Linked DNA regions of Mus musculus: region 1 is linked to region 2. The links are chromatin contacts, found by Hi-C or POLR2A ChIA-PET in ENCODE. All regions are on one chromosome and are shown on one strand. The core of a region is the stretch at or near the end of the contact, and the rest is flanking DNA. Distances in the headings are between cores, read along the strand shown.

Region 1 (4,622 bases), core at 1,711-4,210, 40 kb before region 2:
ACACGGTATGATGGAGCCCTCTTTAGTCTCAGCACTCAGGAGGGAGGCAGAGGCAAGTGGATCTCTGTAAGGCTGAGGTCAACCTGATCTGCAGAGTGAGTTCCAAGCCAGCCAGAGCTACACTGTAAAACCTGTCTCTCAAAAAAAAAAAAAAAAAAAAGAGAAAAAGATTAATAACAAAAAAACCTGAATATACATAAAAAGAAATACAACTTACCCTAATACAGCTGAAACAACAGAGCTTGGAGCAATGAGGACACAGTCGAGCATCCCGCAATTTCTCCATACAAATGAAACATCGGAAAACCTCAGCAATGCTCTGAAAACAAAAGAGATAAGGGTCCCAGATTACACTGAAGAACATGACATAAAAAGACTTCATGCAAGGCCAGGCATGATGGTGACCGACTTTAATTCCAGCATTCAGGAGGCAATGGCAGGCGATCTCTATCAGTCTGAGACTATACATGACGAGTCCCAGGCAAGCCAGTAAGACCCTGTCTCAAGAAAAAGAAAAAGAAAAAAAAGGAAAAGAAGAAGAAAACAATTCACTTAACATTTATACTTACTTGGTACTAATAATGCTCAGTTTTAACTATACTCCCTGTCAGAACTTGATTAGTCAGAACATCTGGAAAACATGCTTGTCTTTTAATAAGCCTGATGATTCCAAGAAAAACAAACAGACTAAGAAAGTGGCTTAAACGATGGAGCGCTTGCCTTGAAAGCATAAGGGTCTGAGAACCCCAGAATTCAGGTACAATCCAGGATGGTGTTGCATGCCATCCCAGCTATGACACGACAGGGGCACACACAGGCAGATCCCTGGAAGCCCACTGCCAACTAGCCTGGCTAACTGGTGAGGTTCCAGGCCAGTGAGACCCTGTCTCAAACAAAAGGTGGAATGTAATGACCAATGACCTGGGTATGTGTAACAGACACACGCAAGCACACAGACACACACATACTCACTCTGATACACATCAAAAAAAAAAAATGAAACCATGAAATGCAAAGAGAAACTTTATGTAGAAATATTCTTACTGAGGGGGTACTTATAATAAAAGTAAGAATGTGATTACAGCCCTTACAGACAAATACTAAGTAAATTATGCCAAATACAGCATGCAGAAATACTTATAGTAGAAAACTGTGTATGTGTGTATCAGTAAGAAATGGAAGAAAGATTGCATGACTAAATACACAATGACAACTTTTTACTTCTGTGATTTCCACAATGGAGATGAACTACTTTTGTAATTAAGGGATGGAATTTGTTTTTAAGAGACAGTTTCACTATGTAGCTCAGGCCAGCCTGAAACACCTTGTGCTCACTATCTTGGCCTAGAAATCAGAGATCTGCCTGCTTCTGCTTCCCAAGGGCTGGGATTAAAGTATGCATCACTGAGTCCAGACATGAGCAAATTTTTAAGAAGATATACTGGAACGGGCAAGGTGGCTCAGCATTGCCAAAGGCTCCTACCACCAAACCTGAAGACCTGACTTCTATCCCAGGAATCCCACATGGTAAAAGGAGAAGCAACTCCAAGTTGTCCTGACCTCCACGCCGGCACATCAATGCACACCCATGCACACACTAAATAAACAAACATTTGTAAAGATATCGTGATTAGAGGCAAACTAATTCAGAATCTGAATTTCTGTCCTGATGTAATCAACTAATTATGTGAGCCTGAAAATCTGCAGCCACTATAAATGCGAGTGTCCCTATTGACATTAAGTTAATAACTAAAAAAAAATTGAAAACAGGGAAGTTTACCCACGTCTATTTTTACTCCATTCCAGAAAAATTAAACCCTCCTAAAACCAAGAAAAGTTTACAAAACCTTCACACAACTTTCACAAGAGCAATTAAGTAGAAAATTACTGATGGTCATAACTGCAAGACCAGGTCCTGAGAGATGCGGACTCTTAACTGGCTTTGGGAAGACAATAAAACCATGGGGGTGAACTGGGTTAATCTCAAGAGCAATGCTCAGTAAGTTATCCCTTATTTTTAAAAAGCAAAAATCATGTAGTACTTTAGTCTCTGAACGGTTCACGCCCCCCAGCCCCCAAGCAATCGTTTTGATGATTCTAGCCTTTATGGAAATACCCCAATCATGAAATCATCTTACAAGAATCAATGCTGGAAACTACTAGTCTTTAAGTCAGTCGAGTGTGAGAGAGGTGTGTGTGTCCTACAAAATGAACCGCTGAGGGTGAAAAAAATGTTTAATCATGCAGAGCAAGTCGTGGCGAGAAAGCAGGGCAAGTCCTTCCGATGAATTTGCAATTTTGCTCTAGAAAGGCTCAGCCTGCAAACAGCGACGAGAGCAGGTGCCAAGGCATCGCTGGAGCTCCGCAGCACCTGACTGCGGAACAGATTCAGCACCGGGCATGCTGAGGGCTGGAAGCACTACCGCCGGGCCAGCCTCCCTCTCCGCGACTCGCAGAGGCTGCCTCCCACAGGGAGGGCGAGCGCATGGGGCCCCGGATAGAAAAGGAGCCCAGCCGCCACCCTCCGTGATGCCCCTCACCTCCACACTCTGCTCATCCATTGCCTCCGGCTCTCGGCGGGGCCCTCGGCGACCCTCGGAGTCCGTGTCTGCGCTGTCAGGCGCCGGCCCGAGGTCGCCAGGTCAGCTGCGCTCACCTCAGCAGGCTCCCACAACAGTGCCACCTCCGCGCCCCATCCCGTCGGGTTCCCCACCGGCTACCCCGCATTTCGCCATTTTTTTTTATCCGCGCGCCAGCCCTGGGGCGGAGAGGGAAGGGCTAGCGGTAGCCGCAACGCCTTCCTCCCGCCTCAGCAGCTGGCCTGCGTCCGCGTGGGAGCCCTGGCCCACGTGACGCCGGCGCGCGCGTGTGAAAACCGCCGCGGGGCCCGTCCGGGGCGGAACAGGCGCCACAGAGAATTCGCAAACACCAACGGTAACCAGGGCAGCTAGAGGCGCGGCAACGGGGCGGACGCGATGCGCACGCGCACTCGGCGTTGCGGGAGGGGAGGGGAGGGGCGGGGCGGAGCGGGGCGGGAGGAGAGGCGGGCGCCCGGTTCCCGCGGTGCGCGCAGCACACGAGACTTGGAGAGGCGGTGCCGCGGGGAGGCGTGTCGGGCGTCGGCGCGGTGCCCTTCGCCTCGCAGATTTTACCGCCAGTGATGTAGGCTCCTTGGTGCGTCCTAATTGGAAGAAGCCACGCTCCCGAGTATTAGGAAGGGACGGAGAGTCTTATTTGCGTTCCCATTGTTTGTGGGTCACCTAAGGAGACCCTGGAGCCGGGAACTCTTGCTTGGTTAGTGTTTGCTTTCCGCCTCTGGGAGGAAACGCAGACTTTAAGCTTTAAAAAAAAAAAAAAAAAAAAAAAAACTTAGTCCCCCTCCATAGTAAATGCATTTGAAAGCTCCAATTGTAATGGACCGGCGATTTCTCTTGACCTGTTATTTTGAGACAAGGTTTCTTTAGTTCATGATAGACTGGACGTATAGTGAAGTCTCCAAGCTTCCTGGAAGTAAGGATTGCAGGGGAGAGGTACCACGTCTTCTCATTTTGGTGAGACAATTGGATCCACATCCCACCGACTAAGGCTTTCTTGCAGCTTGAGTTGTTTTTGCTATGGGGACTAACAAAGAGTCTAGGGAATCGCTTCTAAATTCCTTCCAGAAGAGACCAGTTAGGGTGCAGAAATTGAGGGTATGTGAGACAAAAGGCGTTGGTCAAATACTTAAATCTTAATTCTTCTCTTAAGCTTATTACAAAGTTATTTATGAACCCAATCCAGAGAATTGATAATCTAGAAAGAATCTTTTCGTTACTAGCAACATTTTTTAAAAATTATATGAACTATAAACAAGATTTATGGAGGTAGGACGGATGGCCCAGAGGTTAAGAATACTTGCTACTCCGGGGGAGGACCACTCTCTAACCCTGCCTTTGGTCTCCAGCCTATACTCCAACTCCATTCTGCCCACCTAAAACACCCACACTCACATGCACATATATTAATATAACCCAAAATAATCTACACACACATAATTTAATTAAGTAGAGATAGAATATGCTTTCACAAGCTGGGCATGGTGGAGCACTCGTTTAGTCCCAGCATTTGGGGGACAGAGGCAGGTGGAGTTCCAGGACAATCAGGGATACACAATGACACCGTGTATTGAAAAACCAAAAGCAAAAAAGGCTTTCATTTCAAACCACTTATGGTCTTTGAACTAGATGCAGGCTGATAGTTGCAGAATAATTTTACTAACGTGTCCTGAATTGTACCTTTTTGCTGATGTTCCCATGTCACCTGCACTGACCTAGAACTTGCTATAAAGCATATGCCAGCCTTCAACTCCCTCCTTAGCCTCTTCAGTGCTAGGATATACATAGGTATGCCACCACATTCTATTTACACTTTAAAATTTAATCTATACCTAAAAATTTGTGGAGGCCGGGTGTGGTGGTACATGTCTTTAGCTTTTAATCATAGCCTTTCATGACCAGGCAGAAACCATCTCCAGAATAGCCTGGTCTACTTAGTGAGTTCAAAGCCAGCCTGGGCTAAGTCGCCAGACTAAAAAAACAATCAAAAGTTTGTGGGAAATATTATGGCATTTGGAATTCTCAACA
Region 2 (4,744 bases), core at 415-2,914:
ACCATACTCGGCTTAAGTGACCTACTTCTATGTCTAGCTTAAAACCATAAGTATTGTAAGAAGTGAAAAGCATGGATGGTATACATCTGTAATGCCAGCACTTGGGGTGTGAAGATAGACCAATCAGGAGGGACAAGAGTTCCAGGGCAATTGAACCTACAATGGGTTGGGGAGGGAGAAGGAGAAAGAAAGAATCTATTACAAATGTAGTCAGTGGTAGAGCACTTGCCTAGCATTCACAAAGACATGAATTAGATCCCCAGCAACACACACGCACACTTATTCATATTTCCACTATGCTAAATTATTAGATTAATTTTCCACAATTGGTTTGTTTGTTTGTTTGAGACAGAGTTCCTCTGGGTAGCCTTGGCTGTCCTGGAACTCAGTCTGTTGGCCAGGCTGGCCTCAAATTCAGTTCAGAGATCCACCTGCCTCTGCCTCCCTAGAATTTTCTACAATTCTTTTGTTGATGTTTATCTTTTTGTTTTGAAACAGATTTTTTTATTTTTTGGTTTTTCGAGACAGAGTTTCTCTGTGTAGCTCTGGCTGTCCTGTAGACCAGGTTGGCCTTGAACTCAGAAATCCGCCTGCCTCTGCCTCCGGAGTGCTGGGATTAAAGGAGCGTGCCACCACGACTTACAGTTTTCTTACAGTTCAGACTGGCATTGAATTTGAGACATAGCTCAGGATGATCTTGAACTTCTAATCATTCTGGCACCTCCCAAGTGCTGGGTTTGCAGCATGGGCCACTATACCCAGTTTATACTGGTGCTGAGGATAGAACACAGGACTTCCTGCATACTAGACACGTAGCTCTCCACCTCCACGTCTTCTATTTCTTAAAGATTAATTTTGGAGTGTGTGTGTGTGTGTGTGTGTGTGTGTGTGTGTGTGTGTGTGTTTTGCAGGCCATGGGTGCTGCAAAACAAGAGCTCCTTTTCTCTGTAAGAGCAATATCTGAATGTTGGAATCACAGAAGTGCAACAATGTGTTTGGTGCTCTCGCTCCTCCCTCCTGTCCTTTCTTTTTTGTTTTCTTTTCTTTATGGAGACAGGGTCTTGGTATGTTATCAGGCTAGCACAGCTGCTGTGCTCAAGAATCCTTCTTCCTTGCTGGGTGGTAGTGGTGCATGCTTTTAATCGCAGCATTTAAGAGGTAGAATGGGGGCATGGGGGAGAAAGGAGGAAAGGAAGAAAGGAAGGAAGGAAGGAAGGAAGGAAGTTAGGAAGGAAGGAGAGGGAGAGAGAGAGGAGAGGGAGGGAGGAAAGGAGGAAGGAGGAAGGAAGAAAGAAAGAAAGAAAGAAAGAAAGAAAGAAAGAAAGAAAGAAAAAGAAATTAAGAAATTCTCCTGCCTCAGTCTTCAGAAAAGGTGAGAGTATGATCAACCACCCACGCTGAGCTGTTAGAAGAATCAGTTGGAACTGTTGTGGGTTTTGGCGTATTCTTTAAAACTGAAACGGCAACCAATCTAGCTTTCGATATCTTAAACTCGAGTTGAGTAAACGTAGCGCTAAGACCTTGCAAGGGACACGAAAAGGCAAAGGGGTGGAAGGGAGTGTTGGGGGGAGGGACAGACACCCGGAACTCAAGGACTAACAGGCGGAGGAGGGATTTCACAATAGGACCGGGTGGGTTGGGATCAGCGAGGGACCGGAAGAACGCTAGAGGAAGCTCTTTCTCCGCCATGGCGGGGCCGGTCAGCTTGCGCGAGCTGCTCATGGGGGCGTCGGCCTGGCTGGGCTCTGAGAGTCCTGGAGGCCCCTCCGCTGAAGGCGGGGGAAACGCGGCTGGCACGCCCGAGCCCCCGTGGAGGGAGGATGAGATCTGCGTGGTGGGAATCTTCGGCAAGACGGCTCTGCGCCTCAACTCCGAGAAGTTCTCTCTGGTGAATACTGTGTGCGATCGACAGGTTTTCCCACTCTTTCACCATCAGGATCCTGGAGATCCAGGAACTGGAATCAAGACCAAAGCTGTCTCTGTCGGAGAGGCGGGAGGAGCCGGAGACCCCGGGGCTGCAGCCGGGGATTCACTTCGCGGAGGTATGGCTACGGCGGAAGGTAACCGAGCTGAGCCAGGTCCCCAGGACTTCAGTCTTTTGCAGGCCTATTACAATCAGGAAAGCAAAGTTCTGTATCTTATTCTCACTTCCATCTGTGACAACTCACAGCTTCTGCGTGCTTGTCGGGCCCTCCAGAGCGGTGAAGCCGGAGGGGGCCTCTCTTTACCTCATGCAGAAACACACGAGTTCTGGAAGCATCAGGAGAAGTTACAGTGTCTCAGCCTCCTTTACCTCTTCTCTGTCTGTCATATCTTGCTCCTGGTCCATCCGACGTGTTCCTTTGACATCACTTATGATCGTGTATTCAGAGCCCTGGATGGACTGAGACAGAAAGTACTACCCCTCCTCAAAACAGCCATTAAGGATTGCCCAGTTGGCAAAGACTGGAAGTTAAACTGCCGACCTTGCCCACCTAGACTCCTCTTCCTCTTTCAACTCAATGGGGCCCTTAAGGTGGAACCGCCTCGGAGCCAGGATACAGCTCATCCAGATAAACCCAAGAAGCACTCTCCCAAAAGAAGGCTGCAGCATGCCCTGGAGGACCAGATCTATAGAATCTTTCGCAAGAGTCGAGTCTTGACTAATCAGAGTATCAACTGCCTCTTTACGGTACCTGCCAACCAAGCTTTTGTGTACATAGTCCCCGGAAGCCAGGAGGAGGACCCAATTGGCATGTTGCTGGACCAGCTTAGGAGCCATTGTACCGTGAAAGACCCAGAATCGTTGTTGGTGCCCGCACCCCTTTCTGGACCTAGGCGGTACCAAGCGATGAGACAGCACAGCCGCCAACAGCTCTCCTTCCACATTGATAGCAGCACCTCGAGTTCTTCAGGCCAGCTAGTGGATTTCACTCTTCGAGAATTCCTGTGGCAGCACGTGGAGCTGGTCCTAAGCAAAAAAGGTTTTGATGACAGTGTGGGCAGGAACCCACAGCCTTCCCATTTTGAACTGCCCACTTACCAGAAGTGGATCTCTGCAGCAGCAAAGTTGTATGAAGTGGCTATCGATGGGAAGGAAGAGGACTTGGGCTCCCCCACTGGGGAGCTAACATCTAAGATTTTAAGCAGTATTAAAGTCTTAGAAGGGTTTTTGGATATAGACACAAAATTCTCGGAAAACCGGTGCCAAAAAGCTTTACCCATGGCTCATAGTGCCTACCAGTCAAACTTGCCGCATAATTACACCATGACAGTCCATAAGAATCAGCTTGCTCAGGCTCTTCGGGTATACAGTCAGCATGCTCGAGGTCCAGCCTTTCACAAATATGCCATGCAATTACACGAAGACTGCTACAAATTTTGGAGCAATGGCCATCAGCTGTGCGAAGAGAGGAGCTTGACTGACCAACACTGTGTCCACAAATTTCATTCCTTACCTAAATCAGGTAGCTACAAAGTTCCCAACAGTTTGAACTGAAAACTGGAGCTGTGCTTTTAGTATTAGTGTGTGTTTGTATGGTGTGGTGTGTGTGTCTGAGAGAGACCTCGCACCCTTGGAGGTCAGAGGGCAATGTTGTGAGGTCAGTAGTCTCCAACCTTTTCATGGGTCCCAAGTATCCAGCCCATGGAGTTAGCCTTGTGCTGCAAGCACTGTGCCTGCTGTGTCATCTCACTGGCACCTGAGCTGGGTGTGTATTCATGTATTAAGATGATTTATTTGGTACATAATTGGGTTGTTTTTTAAGAGCCCTGCAGAACTTTGATAGTAAATACTTTTTTTTTTCTTTCTTTGCTTTTATTTGTTTTCTGTTGTTGTTTTTGAAACAAGGTCTCTATTTAATCCTGGCTGGACCTGGAACTCACTATATAGACCAAGCTGACCTCCAAGTCACAGAACTCCTCCTCCTGCCTCTGCTTTTGAAGTCCATGTGCCACTGTACCCAATTAGTAAATACTTTCTACTTCTTTTTATTTTTAAAATTACTTTGTGTGTGTGTGTGTGCATGCATACATATATAGTATATCTATTTGTGTGTGTGTTTGTGTGACTGCATGAAATTTATGTGGAAGTCAGGACAGCCTGTTAGTCAGTCCCCTCCTTTAACCTGTGGGTTCTGGGGATGGAACGCAGGTACTACAAGAGCCATCTTGTCAGCTCCAGCCCTAAATTTGATCTTCTACCTCTTAAAACGAAAACATCACCCATGACTGATTTTTTTTTTAACAATAAACTGGTGAGTTGGTAGATGAAAAGTTTTAAGTGGCATGAAGTTTCAGAAAATGTATCACCCTTTATCCTAAAGAGGTTTTGTTGAATTATTAGAAAAGAAAGGTCACCATAATGTGACACAGAAGGGGAAAAAAGTCAAATTTTGACTATTTATTTCTGGGGCAGGGTCTCACTATAGACTACACCTTGAACTCTTAGAGATCCTTCTGCCTCCAGATTGCCACACTTGCACTGCAGCTATGAGTGAGGAGGCCCCAGGTCTCATTCTCAGTGTTGTAAAAGAAAATCCTTATTCCTGTGTATTTAATCAAGATTTCTGATGTTTGCTTGTTTGTGTGTATCTGTGTTTCTTAATGGCCAGAGAACTATGTGAAGAATTTGGGGAGTTGATTGTTATAGAACACAAAGTAAACTTGGCTCTGCATCGTCTTTGTGTGATTAATAATGATGGTTACACTTTCCAGGAGAAAAGCCAGAGGCAGATAGGAACCCTCCTGTGCTCTACCACAATAG

What was found. Hi-C counts contacts between places; a loop is a spot of excess contacts on that map. ChIA-PET counts read pairs that join two places held with the same protein, here RNA polymerase II (POLR2A).
Region 1: a loop to region 2 is called in a map of T-helper 2 cell, with 2.4 times the contacts of the local background. The contact joins the promoter of Trim37 here to the promoter of Smg8 in region 2. A Hi-C loop is called at or near these places in 1 of 37 maps with a recorded cell type or tissue (T-helper 2 cell). POLR2A ChIA-PET finds 5 or more read pairs at or near these places in 3 of 5 experiments (Patski and embryonic stem cell).

What each region holds. Positions count from the first base shown.
Region 1 is chr11:87,125,413-87,130,034 of GRCm38, reverse strand. Trim37 (tripartite motif-containing 37) reads right to left here and starts at 2,960. Exons shown (of 24, transcript NM_197987.2): 1 at 2,541-2,960; 2 at 218-319. The coding sequence starts at 2,561.
Region 2 is chr11:87,083,697-87,088,440 of GRCm38, reverse strand. It overlaps Smg8 (smg-8 homolog, nonsense mediated mRNA decay factor (C. elegans)), which reads left to right and starts at 1,664. Exons shown (of 4, transcript NM_024262.1): 1 at 1,664-3,446; 2 at 4,696-4,744. The coding sequence starts at 1,688.